Regions from separate parts of the Mus musculus genome. Here regions 2 and 3 are each linked to region 1. Evidence: chromatin loops called from intact Hi-C (ENCODE). Cell type or tissue: left cerebral cortex. All regions are shown on one strand.

Region 1 (8,000 bases):
TTTATTCAGGGTTATAGTCTTTGAATCATAGACTTTTTTTTTTTTTTTTTTTTGGTTTTTCGAGACAGGGTTTCTCTTTATAGCCCTGGCTGTCTTGGAACTCACTTTGGAGACCAGGCTGGCCTCGAACTCAGAAATCTGCCTGCCTCTGCCTTTCGAGTGCTGGGATTAAAGGCTTGCGCCACCACGCCCTGCTGAATCATAGACTTTTTACAGTGACTTGGTATAGATAATGAGTCTCAGGTCGACTTCATTAGTTTTAAAGAGTGACAACTGGGTCTGGAGGGATAGCCCAGTGGTTGACAACACTTACTGCTCTTGTAGAGGACCCTAGTTTGGTTCTTGGCACCTGAGAACCTCAGGTGGCCTGTCTCTTTAGCTGTAGGGAATCTGATATCTTCTTTTGGCCTCTCCACAAGCACTTCATTCACATATGCACATACTAACACATTTAATATACGTAATTAAAAAAAATTGCTGGGCATGCTGCTGCACACTTTTAATTCCAGCACTTGGGATCTCTGTGAGTTCAAGGTCAGACTGCGCTACAAAGTGAATTCTAGGACAGTTAGAGCTGTTACACAGTCATTATTTTAAAAACCTTGTAAATTGGCATATTGGTTTTAGAATTACCTTCATGGTATTTATCAAATTTGATGTGCTTATACCCTTTGTTCTGGAATTCTATCTATAATATTATATTCCATAGATGTAACCATATGTGGTCATAGCTATGTGATGTTTTGTGTGGCATTGTTAATTATTTTGAATAGCTACAAATAATTTAGGCATCCACTATTTTGGAAAAAAACTTAAATAAAATATGGCACATTAAATCATGAAGTACTATGGGGTATTAAAATGAAGTAAATTAAAATATTGTAATTAAAAATAGTTAAAGTAGGCAGGCATATGTCAAAGTTCAAGGCCAGCCTGGTCTACAGAGTAAGTTTCAGGACAGCCAGGGCTACACAGAGATCTCAACCCTATCTTGAAAAACCAAGCAACTAACTAAAAACAAACACAAACAAACAAACAGGGAAATTTATTATAAAATATACCTCAAATACAGCAATAGAACACTCCATCGGCTGCTTCTCTCTCCCTTCCTCTTCTCTCTCCCTTCCTCTTCTCTCCTCTCCCTTCTTCTCCTGAGTGAGTGCTGGGATTAAAGTCATGTGCTATCACCACCTGGTCCGCTGCTTTTCTCTGACATTTTATTATTACTTTATTTTTCTGTGACCTAGGATGGCCTGAAACATACTATGTAGCTCAAGGTAGCCTTAAACTCAGGTAGGAATTATAGGCACAGTTATGTGCCTATATACCAAGTTGCTATTTTAAAATCCCATGTGGCAATGTAGGGTGGAAATGTTTCTAAACTTAATGTTTAGATTTAACATACAAAATGTTTTTTGACATCTTCTTGAAAAGGGGAACTGAAATTTCTTTAAAAATGACCTTCCTGAATTGCAAGCTGGTTATACTTTTTTTTTTTTTTTTTTTTAAAGAAGTGTCTACTTATTTTAAAGTAGGTAATCAGGAAAGAGATTGAAGTTGTTACTTCCTTTGAAATGGTGTGGGCAGACTTTGAAGACATGGCTTAAATGGCTCAAATTTCAATGATCTGTGAATTGAAAAAGCATTCCGTTCGTTCAGAAGTAGATGTGCTTTGAAAGAGGGGGAACGTGTGTTCTCACTAGTTATACACATTATATGTACTAAATAGCTGTTTTACGTTTTACGTGTAACTTGGTTTTGCTCATACTAGAGGAAAGGGTTTTGGTGCAAACAAAACATTTTCTGGCTGTGAAATTTCGGAGATCTCTCGCGTACCTGGGAAAACATTAATCCTTTCCAATCAGGCTCCCCCAGCCCCGCCCCGCGGAAGGATGAATAAATAAACTTATAAAATACTGGCATTGTAATGGCCATTAAATAGCTATGCAATGAAAGTTTCTTTTAGTATTTGATTGTTGGGTAGAAAAGCACTCAGATTAAAACCGTGTGAAAGTGAAGATGGACTTCAGTCCTGGGCAGTCTCATCTACTTCATTTCTTTCCCAACCACACCTATCCGTCCAGTGCAGGTCTCGGAGGTCAGGGTCTGGCGGACAGGCTACCGTCGCTGCTCTCAGGTCCGGAAAGACCACTGTCCACCCCTGCCCCGTGGACGTCGCGCGGGTCCCCTGCCGTGCTGCCAGCAGTGTCGCCCGCCAGTAGTAACTCTGCTCTGCTTCAAAAGTTCCCTGGGGTCCCCAGGCTTTTCTAGCCAGCACCGTTCAGGGCCCTAAGCCTGAGTCCCGGGAGCCGGAAGGCCCGCGGGCTTGTAGGAGGGCGAGTCGCGAAGCGGGAAGCACAAGGCGCGCGTTCCCGCGAACGCAGGCGCGACGCTGGGCGGGGGGCGCGCACGCGCGCGGAGGCATGGGCGGGGGTGGTGGTGTCGGGGCGGGGCAAAGAGGCGAAGGCGGGAAGAGGGCGCCCTGGAGTCCAGCCGAGCCCCGGGAGGGCGTCGACGCCGAGGGGGCGGGGCCAGGCGAGGCGGGAACGCGCTCGCGGGCCGGGAGGGCGGGGGCGCGGCGCTGGCGAGAGCGTGCCCGGTCCCCGCCCCTGTTTCCCACTCTTCCTTCCACCTCTGACCGGCCGGAGCTGCGGAGCGGCTCCGCTCGCTGGTTTCCCGGAGCCGCCGCCCGCTTTCTCCGCCCGCGGTGAGCCCGTCAATCCCCGCACAACGCGCTCCTCCATCTGGGCCATGGATGGGTAAGTGCCGGGTGGCCGTTCCGGGGCTGCGCTGGCCTCGTTTCCTCTCGGCGACGCGTCCCGCCGAGGCCGGGGAGCAGGGCGCGACGCCGGCTAGCGGAGGAGCGGCCCGGGGCTAAGCCCGACGGCAGGGACCTTGGGAGCGCGGGGGTCTGTCCGCCGCGGTCTCCGCTTCCTGCGCGCGGCGCCCCCGTCACGTCCGCCCCTCGCAGCCTCGGGGCGCCTTCGGGAAGCAGAGACGAGCCAGGGCCGGGGTGCCGGGCCGGACTCCCCACACTTCCTCTCAGAAAATGGTGCGCGGCGCTGGCGGGGGCGGAGGCTGAGGCGGCCGCGGCGCTCGGGGAGTTGCTGTTTACCGGTGGGGTGGGGCGCGCGGCGGAGCTTTCCCCCGGCGGCGGGCCCGGGCGAGCGGCGACAGCCGTCTGGGCGGCGACCGGGTCTCGAACTGCGGGCCCGTGCGGGTCTCGGAACCGGCGGGGTCTCCCGATTTGGGCTGTGAGATACGTTAACCACTTCTAAATACCGAGCGTCTGCACTTTATCACCAGGGACGCTTCCTCTTCGTTCCCCACCCCCAAGAAACTTCGTGAATTCGCCTCGGGCGATGTCAGATATTGTGTAAGTGTAGATTTCCGGGCGCTTTCAACTGCTCGGTTTAAATGGGGTCTGTGACTAAAAGGGGGAAAAAAAAAAGAAAAAAGAAAAAAAAAAAAAGATTTACAGTCACCTTTTCCGAGCTCGTAATTTCTCTGGGAACTCTGGAACATGGGGCAGGACCTGATGTATTTTAATAAAAAGCGTGAATTGAGGGTCATATAGTCAAGATTAAAAAAAACCACCAACAACTCCAAGTCAATTAGAAATTCCACCTTTTATTTATTTAAACCTTTGCCGTTTGAGTTGTTCCTTAACCCCCTCCCCCGCCGACTTTTGTTGACAAGGATTCTATAAACTGCGGAATGGTGGAGCATATAACTTGTTTGAAAAGTAAAATACATTTAGTAACTTGCCGCGTAGTTGATCATACGTGTTTAAGTGAGGACACTAGAATTTTACAATTTTTGCCCTCGTTAGGTTTCGTTTATCTTAATTTCACAATATTGTGATATATGGTTTATCTCATTTGAATGCAGATTGCACACTGCTGCAGATATCAAAGTGCAATTTTAGATTTTGATTTATGGTTGTGATGCTCTTTAAAGTATTTTTATTTAATGGGAGCTACTTTGCGAGCGAACGCTTCACCTTGAGCATTGGCTTCTCATTACCCGACTCTGATTCATTTTACGTGTGAAATAACTTTCAGTGATTTATGCCATAAGTGCCATTATATCAGTTCAGGAAGGGCTATGAAGTGTTCGTCTTCAGAAGGTTCAACTTCGGGTGTGGGGAAACAAGTTAGCTTTTTGTGTGGTGAGATTTAAAGGGCTTGACTGTTCGCTTCTTCACTGTGAAGTGCAAGCTCCTCCCCCACAGCGCAATGGTGGGGGGCAAGGGTGACTAGGAATAGTCACCCTTATTCAGCATCTACGGTTTATCTGATCCAGAACAGAGAATCCATAGGCTTTTAGTGAGCATTTGCTACTTACTACATCTTGTTAAAAATTACCTTTTTAGTTGGCTTACAAAGTAACAGGTTTTAAAATGTTTCACATAGACACACACACACCACCTCATTCATTCTGCTCATACTTCTCTGCCCTAGCCTTCCCAAACTGACTTGTTGATAGTTTTTAAGAACTTTGCCTTGCTTGTGGAATTAAAGCTAAGAAGCCGGTGATGCAGACGGAGGCATTCAAATGGGGAAATGTTGTTTTGTACATCAGGACCAGCAAAGATACTATTACACACTCGTAAAAAGTCTAGTGTATCAGCTATTTATCAGGCTTACGTTTCAGAGAAATGAATACAAGTTTCAGGACTCCACAAGGAAAAAAAGGAATGGTTATTGTTTAAAACAGTGAAGTTTATACCACTTGATGCAAAGGCAAGTTTACATACCTTTAGGAAATTATGACTCTATTGATTAGTAACGTAATACAGAACTGATGTGTAGCTTTCTTTTAGGAAATATGGAGCTAAACTGCTAACTGAAGCTATAGAAGAGGCCAGTTTTGGTATAGCTGCATAGGAGTTTTCACACATTATCTTATAGAGTGTCGCTTTTAATATAGTGACCTATGCCCCAGGCAAGCTTATTAAATTTCATTTTCCCACAGCTTGCAAAAAGCCCATTTCCTTTATTCTGAGTAGTTAAAAAACAAAAACAAAAAAAACAAAGCATACTAGCCAACATATTTTTAGTTCCTCCTCGAATCCCAGCTCTCTGCCTCCCCCCCCCCATCCCTGTGTGTGTGTGTTCATGTATGTTCTTGTGTGTTTGTGTGTTCGTTCATGTTCATTTCTACCATGGTTTTTTGTATTCAGAACAGTATTGATGGATAACATTTTTAAAATAGTAAATCTGAATGGTGTGTACAAACTGATGCTTGTAGTTATTAGCCTGGGAGACAGTCATGCTTTTGTGAGGCTTTCGGGTGATATGAAGCTGACTTACAAGATGCTTTTTGTGGCTGTAAAGTTCAAGCCCAGGTTCTGTTTTACCGAGGCTTCAGGGTGTGATCACTCCTGTCAATGATTTAAAAGAATGAACTTTGATGATTTCAGTTTCGGTTTGGACTTGTCAAAGTGAGATAAACACATGCTTATTGTATTGAAGCACAACTGTTCTTTCCTACACACTAGAGAGTAATTTGTTTCTTGCGTTGATGTTGAGGCTTTGCTTTTGAACTCTGCTGTTGCTACACTGTCTGTTGTTGTTTTTTTTTTCTTTATTAACATTTCACAGTTCATTTTTTCATTATTTGTTATTATAATGCTTTTTCTTTTTCTTTAATCTTATCTGTCTTTTAAAACTTGTTCTCTAACTTTGTTTTCCATTTTCTCTTTTTACTTTTTCCATACAGTGTTGTTACAGATCTTATAGCAGTCGGTTTAAAGGTAGGAATCTTTTACTATCCTTTCATAGTTTTTATATTTTAATTTTGACATTTCCCCACCAGTGGTGAAATGATTTCACCTGTTCACAAAATTGTCTTTTGTTCTGTGTGGTAATAGTCTTTTACTTTTAACTCCAAAATAAGTAGGCTTGTGGCTAATTTTGGATTTTATGTACCTTTTAGGAGAAACTATAGTATTATGTATGGAAAATTGAAACCACCCAAAGTATTACTTAACAGAATTGGGAAGGGGGAGATTGGCTTTGTTTTTGTAGTTAAAATAATCATAGGCCCTGATATTTTTTTTAAAATCTTCTTTTGTTGCTGCACTTATGAATAATAAAATAACAATAGCTGATTTTTTTTGACTGCCAACTATGTGCCATGTGTTTTACCTGTATGCGCACTAATCATTATCACATCCCTTCAAGATGGGTAATTACTAGTCTTATTTTAGAGATGAAAAAGCAGGTTGAGAAAGTTTGTCCAAGGTGTTCAAATGCTTGTCTTCCTGTTCAGTTTTCAAAGACTTACCCCTTTGTTGTTGTTGTTGTTGTTACACCTTGTTGCTAGCAGTTAAGTCTCTATCTAAAACGTGACTATCTAGAGAACTCAATATGTCTCAATATGTTGTAGTAATGATTTTTCCAAGTTTCAAGTCTTTAGTTACACCAGAATTTTCTCATTATTGGATTACAAAATACAAATCAAGAAAACAGTACTCCTCAGTCAGTATGAGGGTTTAAAACTATAATTTGTCTTTGGGTTGGAGAGATGGTTCCGCAGTACGTACTTACTGCTCTTGCAGACAACCAGGGTTCTGTTCCCAGGAGGTATACGGTGACTCACAACTACCTGTACCTTCAGTTGCAAGGGGTCAGATGCATTGTTCTGACCTCTGAGTTCACATACATAGTCAGGCATGTACACATACATGAAATTTAAAGACAAATAAAATAAAATAATAAGATAACTGTCATAAAGTTTTCTTCGATATTTGATACTGATTTGGGAATCTAGTTCAATAGGCCACATAGTGCAGATTACTGGAGAAAGAAGAACAAAATCTTTACCTTTGCATCTATTTTAAATAAGCTAGGTTTATTTATATAGTGTGATGGCTTTCTAGTCTGTCAGAGTTAGCACACATCCCACCATGGCTCCCTAGCTCTGTTTTGTTAGTCAGTTCTGTTTGTTTGTGTATACTTACAGGATGTGATGGTAGTGCTTGTATTCTATGATTTCTTAAGAAATAGGCATAAGGAGAAGTTAGAGAATGGGGTGTCTAAGACTAGCACAGTTGAGAACTATCTTTTGAGGTTAGGTAGAGTTGGCCTGTTTTGGCAAGCTCTGAATATGTTTATGAGTAGGAAATTAATAGAGGCAGCCTTTTCTGGAACTGCCTCCTCCCGTATGTCATCAGTTTCTCGCTTAAGAATAATATGCAGAGATTAGAAATTCAGGCCTCAACTGTGTCTCTGAGGTGCCTGTGGAAGAAGGGATATTTAAGTGAATTGTTTTGGTCTTTAAAGATGTGTTTTGTGATTCTGGCTTTTTATCTGGCCAGAAATAAATACAGCAGACATTTAAAAAAGATACCACTTTAAGGTTAAAGAATTATGCTTATTTTATTATGGTGAAAACTCATCCATAATAAATGAAAGAAATTTAAATGTTATGCTTAGGAACCAGATATGAATATTTAAGATTGGATTTTCTGTTTGTATCTTTTGAAGTAACCATTTTGAAAGCAACAGCTCTGAAGAGATGATAAGCTGATTAGTTAATTCAATAGGCAGCCTATATTAATATATTTATGCATGTTATAAAAATGTATACTATACATCTATTCAGCATCTATATATTGAAATACTAGAATTGTGCTTTAAAATATTCAATGTACTTTCTGGCAAGATTGTTCTTTCTTTGATCTCACCAAGGAAATTTAGTTATTACCAAATAATGAGTCAGTAAGACTTTCATTTCATTCAGAATATATGAAAAATAAGTCAATATTTGTTTTCTTTGTTTGGTGTTTGAATAATACAACACAATTAATGGTTTTAATTAGCAAGAATGGAATTTAGGCAGTGTTCCCTAATTTTGCTTCGTGGATTAAAAAGGTATTTATTTAAAATTAGTTAAAATTTATTTTATGTGTATGAGTGTTTTTCCTGCATATATGTTAGGTGTATGTTACATGTGTGTCTGGTGTTTATGGAGGTCATAAGAGGGCAATCTGG
Region 2 (8,000 bases), 110 kb after region 1:
TGCTTATAACATCTTTAAGTATGTGGCCTATTTCAGATGTTTTTTCCCTCCCTTTTTAAAGGCTGATAACTATTCCATGGTACATATGAACCACACATTCTTACCCACTCAGTTCTAATGGACCTACGTTTGCTTCTGCCTTTCTGGTCATCATGAATAATGCTGCTAGAGACACAGGTCTACACATATCTTCATTGTCACTAAATGTCTTAGTTGCATTTAATGTGCATTAAAATGGACTTTAATGTTTTGTAACCTGTGATGACTCGCAACTCTAGAATTACCAGGGATTCCTTTCTTACACCTACAAGGGTTGAATAATTTCTCTCTGGTGTCTTTGGAAGGCTCTCTTGAGCATGCATATCCGTTCTGGGTCCTTTAGGATCCACTTCGAATAGGTAGGCTTTAAGTACTGTGTATGCATCGTGTGTGTTCATGGCGTGCACATGCATGTGCAGATATGCTTGCTTGTGTATGGGCATGTGCGGGCCAAAGGTCAATTTTAGGTGTCTTCTTCTAGCACTCTCCATGGGACTTAGTTTTTTGTTTGTTTGTTTTATTTGTTTTGTTTTGTTTGTTGACTGAGTCTCTCATTGAGCTTAGAGCTTGCAGTGAACCTTCAGGTTCCCCCTGCTTCTGACACCCAGCTTTGGGTTACAGGTATATGCTTCTCGGCCTGGCTTTTGGCAAGTGTACTGGAGATCTAAATTCATAAGGCTTGTGCGGCCAGCATTTTGCCAACTAAGCCAGCTTCCTAACCTTTGAAGTCCTTCATTTAACTACATGGATGTCTTCTGGTAAGTAAATTAAAATAGAAAAGTTTTTTTTTTTTTTTAGTTTGAAATAAAGTGGAGATTGGTGTCCCATGCCATTCTAAACAAGATCTTTCCTAAAATGAAAAAAAAAATGATATTTTAGTGGTGCAACAATTATTCTTTTTAAGCCAGGAAACTGGCATTTGTGTGGCTAGGGAAGTCACTGACTGCAGCGAACATTGTAGATAGCAACAAGATAAATCATTTTGCATTGGTAAGAAGTGTATTTTCCATTTTCTACAGTGGTTCTTATACAATGATTCTGAGTTAAAATGTAATACATGATGAAGACTGCACATTGCATTCATATATACACACAATAACTTGTGTGTATGCAGTTTTTTTTTATAAGGGTCATTATTTTATTTTCCTCACCCCAGCCCTTTGTGGAGGTCTTGTGTGGCAAAGCTAGTCTAATGCATTCCGTAGAACTAGCTGTTTCATTGGTGGCTTGTTTTCCTGTTTAAAAGCACTGTTGCATACTTAAGTGTGAGCGTTTGAGAGGAAAGCAAGAACCCCAAACTGCTACTTCCATTTGTACTCTCTAATTCAACACAGAACATATGTGTCCATATGGGTGGGTGTTTTTCCACATACACAGTCAGAAGGAAAACAAGGGGGAGGGGATTAAATTGAACAGTTACATTGAACCAGTGACTTGGGCAGCCCTTGAACCAGAAGAGGTTCCGGGATTGATAGTATTAATAAACAGGAAAAGGAAAGGGAGGAACAGAAAATGCATGTGACTGTAGAAAAAGGAAGTGGGGTACAGAAAAAGGAAGTGAGGTGCAGAGACAGCTGGATTGGCTACAGGAGGTGGCCTCTTCAGGCTCCATATGCCCCACTGCTAGGTGTCTCAGCTAAAGTCCCCCTCATAGACTCCCTGGAGGCTTCCCCACTTTAGCTCTCTGTTGTGTCCTAGAGATCCCCCACTCCCCACTCTACCAATTTTTGTTCACTCTCCTGGCCCTTTCTCCCTACTCTCCCTATACCTGACCGTGCCCCCGATATTTTTCTTAAGCCAAATATTTTCACAGCAGCCATTTTTTCTGCTCCTAATTTAAAAGTGGTTCACTGTTCTCTTTTGATTCTTGAAACAATACTGATGAAATAATCTTTCATGTTGTGACTCAATGTGCGGATACCAGTGCCGGAGGTCACATGTAGAGGCCAGAGGAAACCTTCAGCCACTTTCCACATTATTGCTTTGAGAGAGTTTCTCTTAGTGAACATGAAACCTACTGTTTGGTTTAGGCTGTTTGTCCAGTGAGTGCCTCAAATTTGCCTCTTTCTGCCTCTCAGTGCTGGGTTAGCACCATGTATAGCGATGCCTGCCTCTTTTAATTGCTCCTGGAGATTCTACTTCATATTGCAGAGCAAGTGTTCCTACTCACTGAACTATCTCCCTAGCCCCACCCTGACTCCTCTTTTAAATATCTGAGACATTCAAATAGCCCAGGCTGGCCTTCAGCTTGTATTGTAGTTTGAACTCCTGATCCTCCTGCCTCTACCTCCAGAGTGCTGGGATCACAGCTTGCACAACCTCAATTTTATGCCCAGGGCTTCATGCATGGTAGATAAGCATGCTACACCCTCAACTCCTGGTTACTTTTGATCTTTATATTTAGTGGCCCTGGGTGAGCTGGCAACACAAAGAAGAGATGGTTGCTGGACACAGTGGAAGGCAGCAATGCCAAGAAGATGGTGCAGCAGCTAAAACATTCCAGAGCATGACAGCGCAGGATAGGGAGAAAGGCCATGGAGACAGAGTACTGTGAATAGCTGAAGAAAAAAAAAAAGTCTGTGTGTCTAAGCCACCAGAAGAGTTCCAAGGAGCTGTCAAAGTCTCTGGCCACTGGGCTGCAGGGCTGTAATGGCTCCTATAAGGAGCTGATGGTCCAAAAACCCAGAGCCCTTTCAGGAGTTGCAGTCCCAGTAGGAACTGCCTACTGCTCCCTCATACTGCTGTTGGAAGAAGAGGGTTGCAACAGTTGCAAAATGCTGGGGTTTGCTGGTGGTTAAAGTCCAGAGGAACAAGCCTCCAGCCTGAATGCCTAGTCATGTCTCTGGCTTGTAAAGCATGAAGCAATAGGCCCCTAGTTATCACCGTCCCTTAGTCCAGCCCACAGGCTCTCTAGACCTATGACCTAGAGGGCACCAAAGCCAGAAAAGCCTCTCTGCTTGTCTCAGAGTTTTTTGTTTGTTATTTTGAGACAGGCTCTCCCTACGTAGTTCTGGCTATCCTGGAACTTGTAGTGTAGATCAAGGTGCTTGGAACTCACATCCTTCTGCTTCTGCCTCCTGACTGCTGGGCTTAAAGGCATGCACTGCCATTGTGGTCTCAGGATTTCTTTCTATTCAGGTAAAGGACCCCAGACAGACAGACAGACAGACAGCTCTGATTGATAATATTGTCATCGGGGTTATTTAAGTTAACGTATACTCTTATAAAGCCACAAACAAACCTAGTCAGTAGGACATTCATAAAAGTACACTTTTGAATTGAATAATCCACGGAAAGTGGGTTAGATAGCATTTACTCCCATGCATGCTGAAAGAGACACCCAGTAATTTTCCTTCCCATGTCCAAGTCTTGGATAGTTGTTTTTTCATGCATCATGTTTTTTTTTAAAGTATATATACATATTTATTTTGCAGAAGGGCATGAGAAGTAGAGATAAAGGTTGTTTTAAAAATGTCTTGAACAGTGGATTTGTGCAATGACCTGTGAGGGTTCCTGGAGACTGGTTTTGCCCAAACACCTAGAGACATGTTCACACTTTCATGGTGCTCTACTACTTCCCAAAGCAGGCTTCTTTCTTTGTTGGACAGAAATAATCTTCAAGAAAACTTGTTACAAGAGACTAGGAAGTTTATTTTAACGGTTTCTTCCTAAGGCAGCCCAAGTTCAGCCCTTATATGGGTGTATTTGCCTGCCTTAGAGGTAGGGCTAGTTCACCGGTGAGAAAGCAAATGAGGGTACCTGCTGAAGTGGGGAGTGCCCCCTGCACTTGGGCGGGCCCCACAGACAAAACTGATCTTCCTTCCTCAGCCTCCCTCAACCCCAATTCCTAACTCACGTTAACCCTCTGCTCCCCAGTCTCCCACCACAGTCCACCCAAAGCATAGATCTAAGCGACATTCACAGTTTCTCCTTGATCTAATATTGTCCTTTCTCTAATATTGCACTAATCTTAAGACGTGGTGGACTCTGTCCCTGAACACTCCATTTCTGATTCTCTCCAAAATTCAGAGGATCACCTGCCCCTTCCCGGATCCCCTCACGCCCTGATGCTGACCCTACTCTCAGAGCAGAGTTCTTTAACTCTGCCATATATTTCTCTAACCTTTTGTCCCCACCTTAAAACGGTCCCTCGGTTTCTAGAATACACGGTTGTCCTGTCTTCCATGTCTTTCTCACCACGTGTCTCTCCCCGTTCGATTCCTAACGTGCCAAGGAGGGCGTCGTCCAGCAAGTAGCTGGAACTTTTGTTTTGTCACCTGTTCCAGCATGTGCACCCCGGGTGAACTGGCCCATGACTAGTTTCCTCTCCTTTCTTTCCCTCCGCGCGGGCGGCCACCACCTCCCAACTCTCTGACCCGTCCAGTCAGAGACCCTTTCCTGTGGCTACTGCACTTCTCTGGTCTCCACAAGTCACACTTGCACTGCGATGTTTCCCCCCTAGCACAGTCCGCTTTCTCCCCGTGGCTCAGCTCGCGCGCAGCCGGTGCACCAGGCGCACCTAGATCCGGGGACCTGGGACCCTGCTCCCCGCCGGGACCGGCGCAACCCGGCGCCGGAAGCCTCTGCGCCGCCCCTTCCTCGCGCCTCTGGCCTTATCTCCTTGCACAGGGGCCTCCGGGGAGTGGCGGGCGCCGGGAGGGAGCCAGCGGCATGGGCCGGGGTCCCCGGGGCACGCGCCGCTCTCCAGGATGCGGGTTGCAGCGGCTGCTGCGGCTCGTGCTGCTGCTCAGCCTAGCCCGCGGCGTCAGCGGAGAGCCTGGCACGGAAGGTGAGTGCAGGGTACTCGGCGCGCAGGACGCTTCGCGCTCCGGATCTGGAGGCGCAGAGTCGGGGCGTGGAAGGATCATGGAGGCGGAGCGGCGAGAAGCACGCCAGACTGCCCGCCCCGGGGACTGTGGGGTGTGTAGTGGAGGCGGCCCTGCTCCAACTCGCGTCTCCCGGAGTGGGTGGGGGTGGGGTGGGGACTGGACTCGGGTGGGGGTTTGGGGGACCGGTGCGCCGCGTGGAGGATGTGGGAGGGCGAGCCGCTGGTTCTACAGCTTCCAGTCTCCCTGGCTTTTGCAGGACAAATTCCTGACCTGTAGTGGCTCTCCCACCACCACCTGTCCCTTTCCTTATTTTTCACTTCCACGAAGAACTAAATGTTAAGAATGTAAAGAAGAATAAGGAAGTTTATAGGAAGAGTTTATCCTTTAGTTCATTCATCCATTCGTTTATTTAGTCTGTTTATCCATGCATTTGTGTATCCATCCATCCATCCATCCATCCATCCATCCATCCATCCATCCATCCATCCGTAGAAAGTCCTTTAATATCTTCCCTGGGTCAGATGTAACCGTGCAATGTTGGCGTTCTAGTGGTTCATAGTCCCAAGGAGAGAGGCAGGCAAATAGTCTGTGTTTTAGACAAATTGGGACCAGTGAGCGTGGTGGGATTTACCTGACACGGAGGATTCAAACAGGAAAATGAGGCGAAGTCTGCCCACATAATAGCAGAACGTGTCAAGTGCTCTGAGAAGGTGTACTGGTCAGAGGAGAGGACAACTGTGTTTTACTGGGCAGCCATTATGCATGAGACAAGCTGAGCGGTTCCTTGGATTTCGGAAAAGGGGAGGGGTGCCCCATTCCATAGTAAGAGGTCTTTAGAAATGTGTGTAAAAAGGAATCCAATGTGTGAGATAGGTAGAAAGATTGCCTGCCGTGAGTTCCAGGCCAGTCTGAGCTACATAGTGAGTTCCAGAGTAGTTTAATCTACAGTGTGAAACACTGTGATCAAACAAACAAAACGAAAAGCCCAACAGAGTAATGGATGGATTTCAGACTGGGGATAGCGTGGGAAAGCAGGACGCAGAATACAGAAGGGGCTAGAGATGAGAAAACAGACTGGATTTGGCAAGAGGGAGTCAGTCTCATCTTGACTGGCAGAGAGAGCATGGTGTTTGGGTTTAACTGTTCCTTCCTGGTGAGAAGCCACCAGGAGCCATTGTAGGACACTGAGGGAGTGATGGCAAACAGTACATACATACAAGGACACCCAGTCTCTCTCTGGCATCTCCTTAATAAAGCCAAGCACTGAGCTCCAGAGTGGTGGTGGTTCATGCTTAATCCTAGAATTTGGGACACGGAGGAGGGAGGCACCATGAGTTTGGGATTAGTCTGGACCATAGAGTGGGTTGTCTCAAAAACAAACATTTGCAAAACCAAACAGGCTCTAGAAGTGGAAAAGAAACGAGATGAGTGGGCTTAGTGGAGCAGATTCCTGCCCTCCCAAATTCTCTTATCCTGCTACTTTGTTGTTGTTTGGGTTTTTTCCTGAGACAAGGTTTCTCTGTGTAGCTCTGGCTTTCTTTGTAGACCAGGCTGACCTTGAACTCAGATATCTCCCTGCCTCTGCCTCCCCAGTGTAGGGATTATTGGTTGCCTAGTGAATTTTACCATTACTTTGGGTATTTGATGTCTCAGCTTTCTAGAATGGCTCCCCTCCACCTCTGACATCTGGTACTTCAGTAGGCTTTCTTCCTTCCCCCTTGGGTCTCTGTCTTAGGGTTTCTACTGTGATAAAACAGCACAGCCAGAAACAATTTGGGGAGGAAAGAGTTTATTTTAGCTTACAATTCTCAGATCACAGTCCTTTAGAGAAAGAAGTCAAGGCAAACACTCAAGGCAGGACCATGGAGGCAGGAATTGAAGCAGAAGCAATGGAGGAGTGCTGCTTACTGACTCAATCTCCATGGCTTGCTCAGCCTGCTTTCTTGCAACACCCAAGAGTACCAGCCCAGGGGTAAGCACCCTCCAGTGAGCTGGATCCTCCTACAGCGATCTTCAATCAGGAAGATGCACCACAAGCTCGCCACAGGCCAATCTATGGAAACGTTTTTCTCACTTGAAGTTCCCTTTTCCAAAATGACTCTAACTTATTGTGTCAAGTAGACATAAAAGTAGCAAGCACAGTCTCCCATAACAGTGTGAATAAAAACCTATAGATAATTGAAAACGGTTTTAGGATCTGTGTAAAAACTCTAGCCTAGCAAAGTATCAAGTACAGTTCATTGAATTATTGGTCTAAGATGGCTGAATATAACCAGAAGTCACTCTGTCTACACTTTATTTCTTAGATGTTTTAGATGCTGTGGATTGAACTCAGGACCTTGCATCTAAGCATACACTTTACCACTGAGCCACACCTCCTGGCCACCTGGAAAGTGTGAGATGTTTTGGGGGAAATGAAGTTAGGGCTGCCTTGTTGAATGACTCTCCTTAGGTAGACAGTTTCCTACAAACTTAGAATCCAGTTCTACAAAAAAAAAAAAAAAAAAAAAAAAAAAAAAAAAAAAAAAACAAACCCTGCTTTCTCAAAGGTAGAAAATGTGGGGATGAAATGATCCTCCTGCCCCAGCCTTAGGTGCTGAGAATTATAGGCATATTGTACCATGTTCAGTTCAAGGATGGGTTCATGGAGCAGAGTAGTTTAGACGATAGGTGCAAGGAAGAGAGAAGGCTAACATTCCTGGACTAGTGTGGTGCTGAGGAAACCAGAATTGGAGCTCACAGCATGCTGAGAAAAAGTCAGTGACTTTGACTGACAACACAGGATTGCTCTGATAAGTTAGAAGGAAAAGCAGGGTGCTCTTCAGTTGGGCTGGTCAGGTCAGAGAAGGATTTGGGGAGGAGTAAGTCCTGTCTACTCACACGTTAGACCAGCAGGCATTATTCAGCAGGGAGAGGTGGAAATACAAGAATGGGCATGATATTTAATTGGGTCCTTGTAAAGCTGGGCCTCAGGTGGGAGAAACTAATCCCAGGAAGGAAGACCAGGAAACTGTTGTCTCCTCCTCCTCCTCTTCCTCCTCCTCCTCCTCTTCCTCCTCCTCCTGGTCAGATTTCAGAACCAGGATGGCAGCTCTCACTTAGTGGAGTCCACTGGGCACCGTCCACTTCTCT
Region 3 (8,000 bases), 80 kb after region 1:
GTCATCTATTCTTTAGGTATAATTCTCATTTTTAATGAAAAAAGCACTTCCCTGTTTTTAAAACATACTGCTTTGTCAGGCATCCTCCATTGCACATATAAATCAGTGTACTCCAAGGCTCCTCCCCTCCTTTCCCCTTTGTATCCAGGGAGGCATGGAGGATATGACCTTCAGTGAGTTGGAGTCCTTTTGAGTTCAGTTGCTAGCTGGCCATATATTGCTTCACTCCAGACAAACACTGGAGTTCAGGAGTCCTGAAGAGTCATGTCTGTTTTACTCAAAATCTCTAGAAAGTGGGCATTTATTTTTAGCACAAAAGGAAATTTTACAACACTGCTCATTACCTACAGCTTACCCATAGGATCTATTATTCACTTAAATGTTACTAAATAACAATTTCAGTAAAAAGGGGCAGAAGAAAAAGATAACCCTATAACCAAATGAAACTTTGATCAGTTGATTAACTGAAATGTGTACAGCAGAGGGCATAGGGTTATCACCAAGAGCTGTGCCAGTTTTAACATGACAACTAAGAGACCATGCTTCAGTTTTCAGTTGATTGCAGTTCTCTTTACCTTTACTGCCTGCTACACGTAAGTGCTATGGTTTTATATTCCCAAGCACAGATAACAGCAGGATTGTGAAGGTCCATCCACAGTGATAGGGGGATGGGATGGACAGGGCTTATGTCCTCTTTACCAAGCCCAACTTAAAAGACACTGGGTATCTTTTAAAGACGACAGTGTGCTGGGAGCATTTTGCTAAAAAATTTAAGCTGACTATATAGTTTGGCAAACCTAGCCCTTTAAAAAGTTCATTCCTTGCAGTTATAGGGCCTGAAAATTCAAGTTGTTTTTCAACTTCAGTGGGAATTTGACACCATTTCTCTTCATGTGCAGTTTTTCTTCTGATACTACCTGTCTTGCTGTGTAGATCTTGTGGTCTTTGTGTGCCTCCCTTTGGTTCTCTTCCCTTGTGTTTGTCCTAATCTTACAGGGCAAGCAAACTTGGTGTAGTGGCACATGCCTGTAGTCCCAGCACTGCAGAAGTAGAGACAGGAGGGAGGATCACTTGGGTTCCACTCAGAGATGATGTTTCAAAGCAACAGAACAGGCATAATTAAGCCCAACCATACCATCTCACCTTGCTTTATCTACTATAGGCCTTGTCTCTAAATACAGTGTGAGATGTGGGGAGTTAGACTTCAAATGTGAGTTGGAATGAGGGGTACACAGTTCAGCCCACAGCACTGTGGAATAGGAATTACTCAGCAACTTACACTGCTTATGCCAACAGTTGAGTTGCATGCTGGGAAAGTAAACATTAAATGCATGTGACTTTTGGGAGAATGCAGTATAGTGGCCATAAAGACCATCTAATTTTAAATCATACCTTTGAATTTCTGCCTCTAAAGTTCCAAAGCTGGATGGTGTAGCTGCTATTCTGCCAAAATAAATACTGCTGAAGCTGCCATACAACTAGTGATATGGCAGTACCTATTTTTTACTAATCATATACTTCTACTCTAGACATAAGCCATTTGAAAGCATTCATTGTTGCTCAGACAGGTGTTATTTGAAGAAAAAAGAATAATAGAACACAAGTCTGTGTGTGTGTGTGTGTGTGTGTGTTTGGGACAGCGTTTCTCTAGCCCTGGCTGACCTGGGATTCAACTTTGTAGACCAGGCTGGCCTCAAACTCAAGAGATCTGCCTGCCTATGCCTCCTGAGTGCTGGGATTAAAGGTGTGTGCCACCATTGCCCAGCCGGAACCTGTTTGCTGAAACAAGGTCCCATGGCCCAGGCTAGTTTCTAACTCTTAAATAGTGCTGGGGTTAAAGGCATGCACTACCACTGCCTGGCTTCTGGGTCTAGTTAATCCTCAATGTGTTAATACTTGGATGGTGCTACTGGGTAAAACAGATGGTTAAAAGGATTAAAGCTATCTTGTGTCTGTTATAGAGATTTCTTTCCCAAGGCATTCCTACGTCATGCCTTTTTTTGTTGTTGTTTCTTGAAATTAATGGGAATTTGTCTTTTTTGAGTTCCTATCTTAACAATTAAAAGGATAAAAATAAATGGTTTCATGAAAGTTAACTCCATTTCTGAACCATTGGGTTTCAGCATGGAATTCACAACTAGTCTAAAGAAATAGAAAAAGAATGGATGAATTCCTGTGAAGAGGCAGTAATGGTTCTTTTGGAAGAAAGTGCCCTCTGTTAGATTTAAGTCAGCACCTATATCTTTGTTCTTGGCCTAAGATTATAGAATTTGCAGAATTCTTGATCTTGGAAGAATACAAATGTCAAGTTGTAATCTGCTTATAGAGATTGTCCTTAACCAAAAGAAAGCAGATATTGAGTATCTAAATGTCAGCAGATGTACACTTTAGAATCAGATGCAGATCAAGAGATAATAGAACATTTTAAAATGGGGCTGTACAGTGATTACATAGAAGAGTCTCGCAGATGGGATGTCAATCAATAGAAGCAGTACAGAACTTAGAGGACGTATTTGCATCAGGTTCAGAAATAGGACCTTGGAGTGACCTTGGCAAAGGAAGAGATTGAGAGGCGGATGAGTCTGTATTTCACGTCTGTGCCAGTTGCTCAGAAGCATTGATTTTCTGATAATACATCTTTGTCTATGTAGGATTTGTGTTTCTGCGTTGCACTTTAATGAGGTTTTAAGAAATTATCAAGCCCAAGGCTTGTGTTGCTTAAGTCAGAAGAATATCCTATCCACTGAAGCTGTCTTAGGAAGAACTCAAAAATGCCATGGTCTAAGTTTACTGCAAAATTCTTCCCCATCTGTGTGTATGTCAAGTTTCACTAACAAAAGACCTTGTTTTAGGTAAAATTGATCTTCTCAATGGTTTGATACCCAGCTAGATTCAGAAGTGTTACATTTCAATGCATATTAGCTTTGTATTTGCAACTCTAAGCCTGATCAGTGGGTTGTTCTCAAACCAAATGTGTTTTTATCTAGAGGAGCCAGGCAGACTATGTTAACTCTATCATCCCCCCCTCCCCAAAAAAAAACTGTAGTAAGACGCTTACTTACACTTGTCACTGATATTCTTAACCCATACACGTATAATATGATAGAACCCCATGTATCTAGTATCCAACTGCAGTTACTTAGCTGCGTGGTAATCAAATGTAGGGCCTTATGCATCCTAAGCAAGTATTCTACTGCTGAACTATACACCCAGCTTTCTTTGTGTTTATTTTGATATGCCGAGGTTTGAACCAATGTCAACATGTTTGCTAGACAAGTTCTTGCCGGCTAAAATGCATAACACAGTCTCTCCTCTGATCATCAACAGTCACTGCTGGCCAGTGTGGTTTCATGTCTCTCCCCTTTTTTGCTCACCTTCAGGGTTATTTTTAAACCATTCTGTCCGTATTAAAGCGTGGTTGTCAGTAACAGCTTTTCTTCCCATGATTTGTGTTTTGCTTGTTGAACTGAGCTCCTGTAGAAAGCTTTTGCTGTCTGGATGTTGCAGATTGGGTTTCCCAGGGATCCTAACTCCAACATCTTCTGAAAATTGGTTGCTCATTCAGACTAGTTTCCTTCCTTCCCTGCTTCTATTTCTATTCTTCCTTTTTTTTATCTGGCAAGAATACTTCATAGATGACACCGTGTCCTGCCTTGTGACAGCAGTAACTATTGATAATCATTTCCTAGCTCCATTAATTTTAGCGACTATAAATTGGTAAAACTGTGCTGTTGGGGATTAAGCTCATACACGACCTTGTACGCGATAAAAGAGTGCTCTACCACTGAGTTACATCCCCAGCCCACAAAGCTCTAATTCTGTTGCTTGCTTCCATGTATTAATTGGATTGATTCTGTATAAGAGAATTGTCTCAGTACCATGTATTTGGTATTCTGAGATACACAGTTCTAGTAACAAAGAAATTCCTGGAGAGTCCTTGCCCACTTTGTAAATTATTTTGAATCCTCCAAATCCCTTAAAAGAAAAAAAAAAAAAGACTTGTGTTCCTTTGACATTTTTCTAATATTTGTGATAGTAAAGAGTTGTATAATGAAGCCTTGTTTCTCTCACTCAGCTAAAGCAATTCATGACTGCTGTTTTATATACCCAACATGCCTTTCGCCTTACTAGGAGGAGCAGGGCCTCTTGCAGAAGACCAGCACATGGTGGGTATCTGTTGATATAGTTACTTGCCATGTGCTTTGAGTGTAAGTACTTCTGGTTGAAGCCTCCCTTTTTCTTGGCAGCCACTGGTCACTACCTCTGAAGCCAGAGAAGCCATGGGCTTTTCTGAATAATAAGACTAGAGTGACCCTAAGTTGGGCTCAGTAGTAAAAGGCAGCCAGCTGAATGGTCACTCAGAAAAGGAAACAGAGGCTGTATCTCAGCCTACCATGATACTTCCTCTTAACTTCAGGGAGTTTGGTACACAACAAAAAAGTAGAAGCATTTTTAAAGAGTATTCAGATCCCTGGATCTATGTCCTCACTAGAACTGTTGGTTCTAACCTGTATTTTTCTCACTGATGTTTTGACCTGGACAATCCCAAGGATGTCAAGATAGTCTGCATATTGTTTGCTAGGGCTGTCAGAACAGTATCACAAACTTAGGTGGTTCAGATAATAGTTGACTGGGATGTTGTCATGGCCCTGGGTCTCTCCTCAGCAAAAACAAGGTAGAGAAGTTCATATCTCACGTTCTTGAAATTGCAAATATGAGATCAAGGTGCCCATGGGTTTAATTTCTTCTGAGATCTTTTCCATTTGCTTTTGAGAGAAAGAACCAATTGGATGGATGATGGAGTAAGGATTTGGGGGAATTGATCCACACACAATCATGGATGCCTGTGGCCTGTGCTCTGTGCTCCGTGCTCAGTGCTCAGCGTTTGTTGAAGCCTGAGGTCTCAAAAACAGGCATGTGTTAAATTCCTTGCCAAACAGAAACACTTCCACAGACTTTTGGAAATGGTTTTAAGGACAATCTGCAAACCAACATTTCCCGCAGAATATCTACAAAATGGTCAGAGTCTGACCCAGAATAGCTCCTCTGTCTGCCATCACAGCTCTCAGTGCTGCATCTCTGCTGCTGAGGTTAAATCCTAGCACGGTAGAGGTAGGAACATTATTTGGCTTAGAACCTACTCATGAAATGGAGCTATTTCTTGGGGTATAGTTTCTATGGGGTCTGGGTCACTTCTGTGTCAGCTTATGTTGTGTGTGGTTTTTTTTTTTGTTGTTGTTGTTGTTAATAAAGGCAACTCCACCCCCACCCCCAAACCCCAGCTGCTCCCACTACAGACTCCTGGGCAAGCTGAGCCAGTCTACTGTAAAAGGTTTCCTTCCCTGTTCTGTCTTCCCGATTCCCTATCTGCCCCCCTCTCCCTTCTCTCTTCTTTTACTTTTTTTTTTTTTTATATTGGCTTCATCCTTGGATTTTAGTCCTAGCAAGACTCCTCAGTCAGAATTTCATATTAATGGAAATACTCTCAATATTTGGTTCACTTCCCCATTTCCCACTGTTGGTATGGCCTGTCCTCAAGCAAGAATTCCTTTTCCATGCCCTGATGGCAGCGTATGTGTTGCCATTGCTACTCCTGTATCAAGAGTTTGCATTGAGCCCTGCTAATTTGAGTCTTGAGTGATTCCTAGCATGATAGTTCTAAACAAAATTCTCTTGTAGTGCATTTGGGGATAACTTTCCCACCAACCAGGGGCCCAGACTGTCACTCAGAGAGGCACACTAGTGTCCCAGCTCCAGTGGGCAGCTCAGATGATACTTCAGGAAAAACAAACAACAAATAAACAAAAAAGCCAGACCATAAAACCATTCCTAATCTGTAAGAAGGATCTGCCTTCTGGGCTGCTGACTACTCGGGTAAAGAGTACTTGTCTACTGTTCGTTGGACAAAAGAAACCAGAACTTTAAGAATCTATTCAGTTGAAGATGCCAGAACTGGATTGGATAAACTGTGGTGCAAGCTATGCCCCCAGAGCATAATTAAGAACTGTAAAGCAGTCATCTGACAACAGTGTGTTTTAGCAGCCAGGGGAGAGAGGAAGTAAGCCCTACCAAAACCACTGATTCTGGACAGACTCTGTAGTCTCCAGTAGAGACAAGGAGAACAAGTTCCAGAGAATGGGACCAGTAGCCCAAATCACTACAATGTTTTCTGAGATGTACAATTTTCAACCATGTAGAGAAACAGAAGTATTGTCCATAAAGGAAGCAAAGCAGAGCAATAGGAAACATTGTGCTGGGGCTAGAAAGAGACTTACTGTTACTGTAGAGCACCCAAGTTCACAACTGCCTGTGCTCCAGCTCATGGATATCCAAGGCCTTTCAGACACTACACTCATGTACAAGCACACACACACACACACACACACACACACACACACACACACACACACACTTTTAAAAGTGATTGTATTAATTAGAGACACTAAGTGTCAGATTTATTGGATAAGCATTTTATAGAAGCCAATGTGTATGTTCAAAGAATGAAACAATGCATGGTTAAAGAAATAATCAAACATCCAATGTTACGTTAAATACACTCTCAGAAACTTATTGCATGGAGCCATGGAACTTAAGGAGGGAAAAGAAAACCAAACAATGGAAACAGAAAGTTCACTAGAGGTTTCCAATACTACATTAACCGGCAACAATTAGAGATTAGATAATTTGAGGAACAAAGGAAATAAAGAGCCTTGATATAGGAGGCTTCCACGTCATAGGGGAGCATGTTGAAAATCAAAGAAAAGAACATCTTTAAGCAGCAGGGGGGAAAATTAAAAAACAACAACATTACTTCTGAAGGAATCATAATAAAATTAGCTGACTTGGCAGAAGCAGAGGAGGCAGAGAGCAGTGGGAGGGACAACATTGAAAGTGGAGAGGAAGCCAGGTGTAGGGCTGGAGACATGTCTCAGTGGTTAAAAGCGCTGAAAGCCGAGTGACGATGGCTCACAACTCTAATCTCAGCATCCAGAAAGCTCGGCAAGAAGGTTGTCTGTTTTGAGTCTAGCCTGAGTGATCTATGTAGTTCTGGCCAGCCTTTGCTACAACGTGAGACCTTTTCCCAGCTATAAAATTAAAAAAAAAAAAAAAAATCTATCAACTAACAGTCTTGTATACAACAAAACTGTGGTTCAAAATAAGAGGAATCCAAAGGCTTCCCAAGCAAAACAGACCCATGACTTCAGTGCTAGCAGACCTGCCTTAGAAGGAAATATTAAAGGCAAGTGACCTCTTGTCATTCTTGCATGTAAAAAACGCTAGCCAGCACTTCAGCACTTCCCTTGGGGGGTGTTGTAAATTGTAAAAACAAGAAAAAAAAAGCAAGAACATGACAATGGCTATGAGAAGGAACGTTTGTTAATGCCAGGTCTGAAATAATGCCAAGCAAGTCACCCTGTCCCACATCATCTAGGAATGTGTATGTTGGGTAGGCCAAATTGTTTTTTAAGTCACCGTGCATGTCGTGAATTACCGAACAAGAACCCTGAGTATTGACTTATGCGTTACAATTTTTTTTGCAAGCAGGGAACCCCACAAATACTGGTGTTGGCAAGACTATATATTGTTCAGCAGCTCCACAGATATGTGAATAAATGACTTTATACACGGATCTCCATTTTCTGTGTTAGAAACAAAGGGAAAAGACTATAAAGGGCTACCAGATAGACCCACCCAACATGACTGACTTCCACAGTGAGTTGAAGACTGAATAACATAGTGGAGTATTTGTCTCAAATCTGAACACTGAGAGCATCTACTTCCACAGTCAGGGTGAAGATCTCAAGTCACATCTTACTGATCCGTTTTCCTGCTGTCTGCCCCTTTCTCAGGTTCACCTTCTCCTCTACTCAAGAGATCTCGTTCTATCCCATCTATAAATCCTGTCATCTAGGTGTTACAGAGCAAGGCTGTAATGTGTTTGGTGGAGTGCCGGGGAGGACTCCTTGCATTGGTGGCACCAATGTAGATCTGGTGTAAGG

What was found. Peaks named below come from ENCODE experiments on the same cell type or tissue, not always from the same donor. Only the 100,000 strongest peaks of a DNase experiment are listed, where the experiment ranks them.
Region 2: a loop joins it to region 1, with 1.9 times the contacts of the local background. A loop is called at or near these places in 2 of 42 quality-filtered maps.
Region 3: a loop joins it to region 1, with 2.2 times the contacts of the local background. A loop is called at or near these places in 2 of 42 quality-filtered maps.

What each region holds. Positions count from the first base shown.
Region 1 is chr4:59,543,907-59,551,906 of GRCm38, reverse strand. It overlaps Ptbp3 (polypyrimidine tract binding protein 3), which reads left to right and starts at 2,543. Exons shown (of 14, transcript NM_178164.3): 1 at 2,543-2,759. In left cerebral cortex, no CTCF peak of the experiment used is centred here; DNase peaks (open chromatin) are centred at 2,503, 3,052, 4,170, 4,470 and 1 more place; H3K4me3 peaks cover 2,737 bases; H3K27ac peaks cover 1,239 bases.
Region 2 is chr4:59,435,034-59,443,033 of GRCm38, reverse strand. Susd1 (sushi domain containing 1) reads left to right here and starts at 4,401. Exons shown (of 17, transcript NM_001163288.2): 1 at 4,401-4,828. The coding sequence starts at 4,711. In left cerebral cortex, no CTCF peak of the experiment used is centred here; a DNase peak (open chromatin) is centred at 4,891; H3K4me3 peaks cover 1,135 bases; H3K27ac peaks cover 414 bases.
Region 3 is chr4:59,463,689-59,471,688 of GRCm38, reverse strand. No RefSeq gene overlaps it. Among named protein-coding and RNA genes, the nearest start is that of Susd1, 29 kb to the right of the region's middle. In left cerebral cortex, no CTCF peak of the experiment used is centred here; no DNase peak of the experiment used is centred here.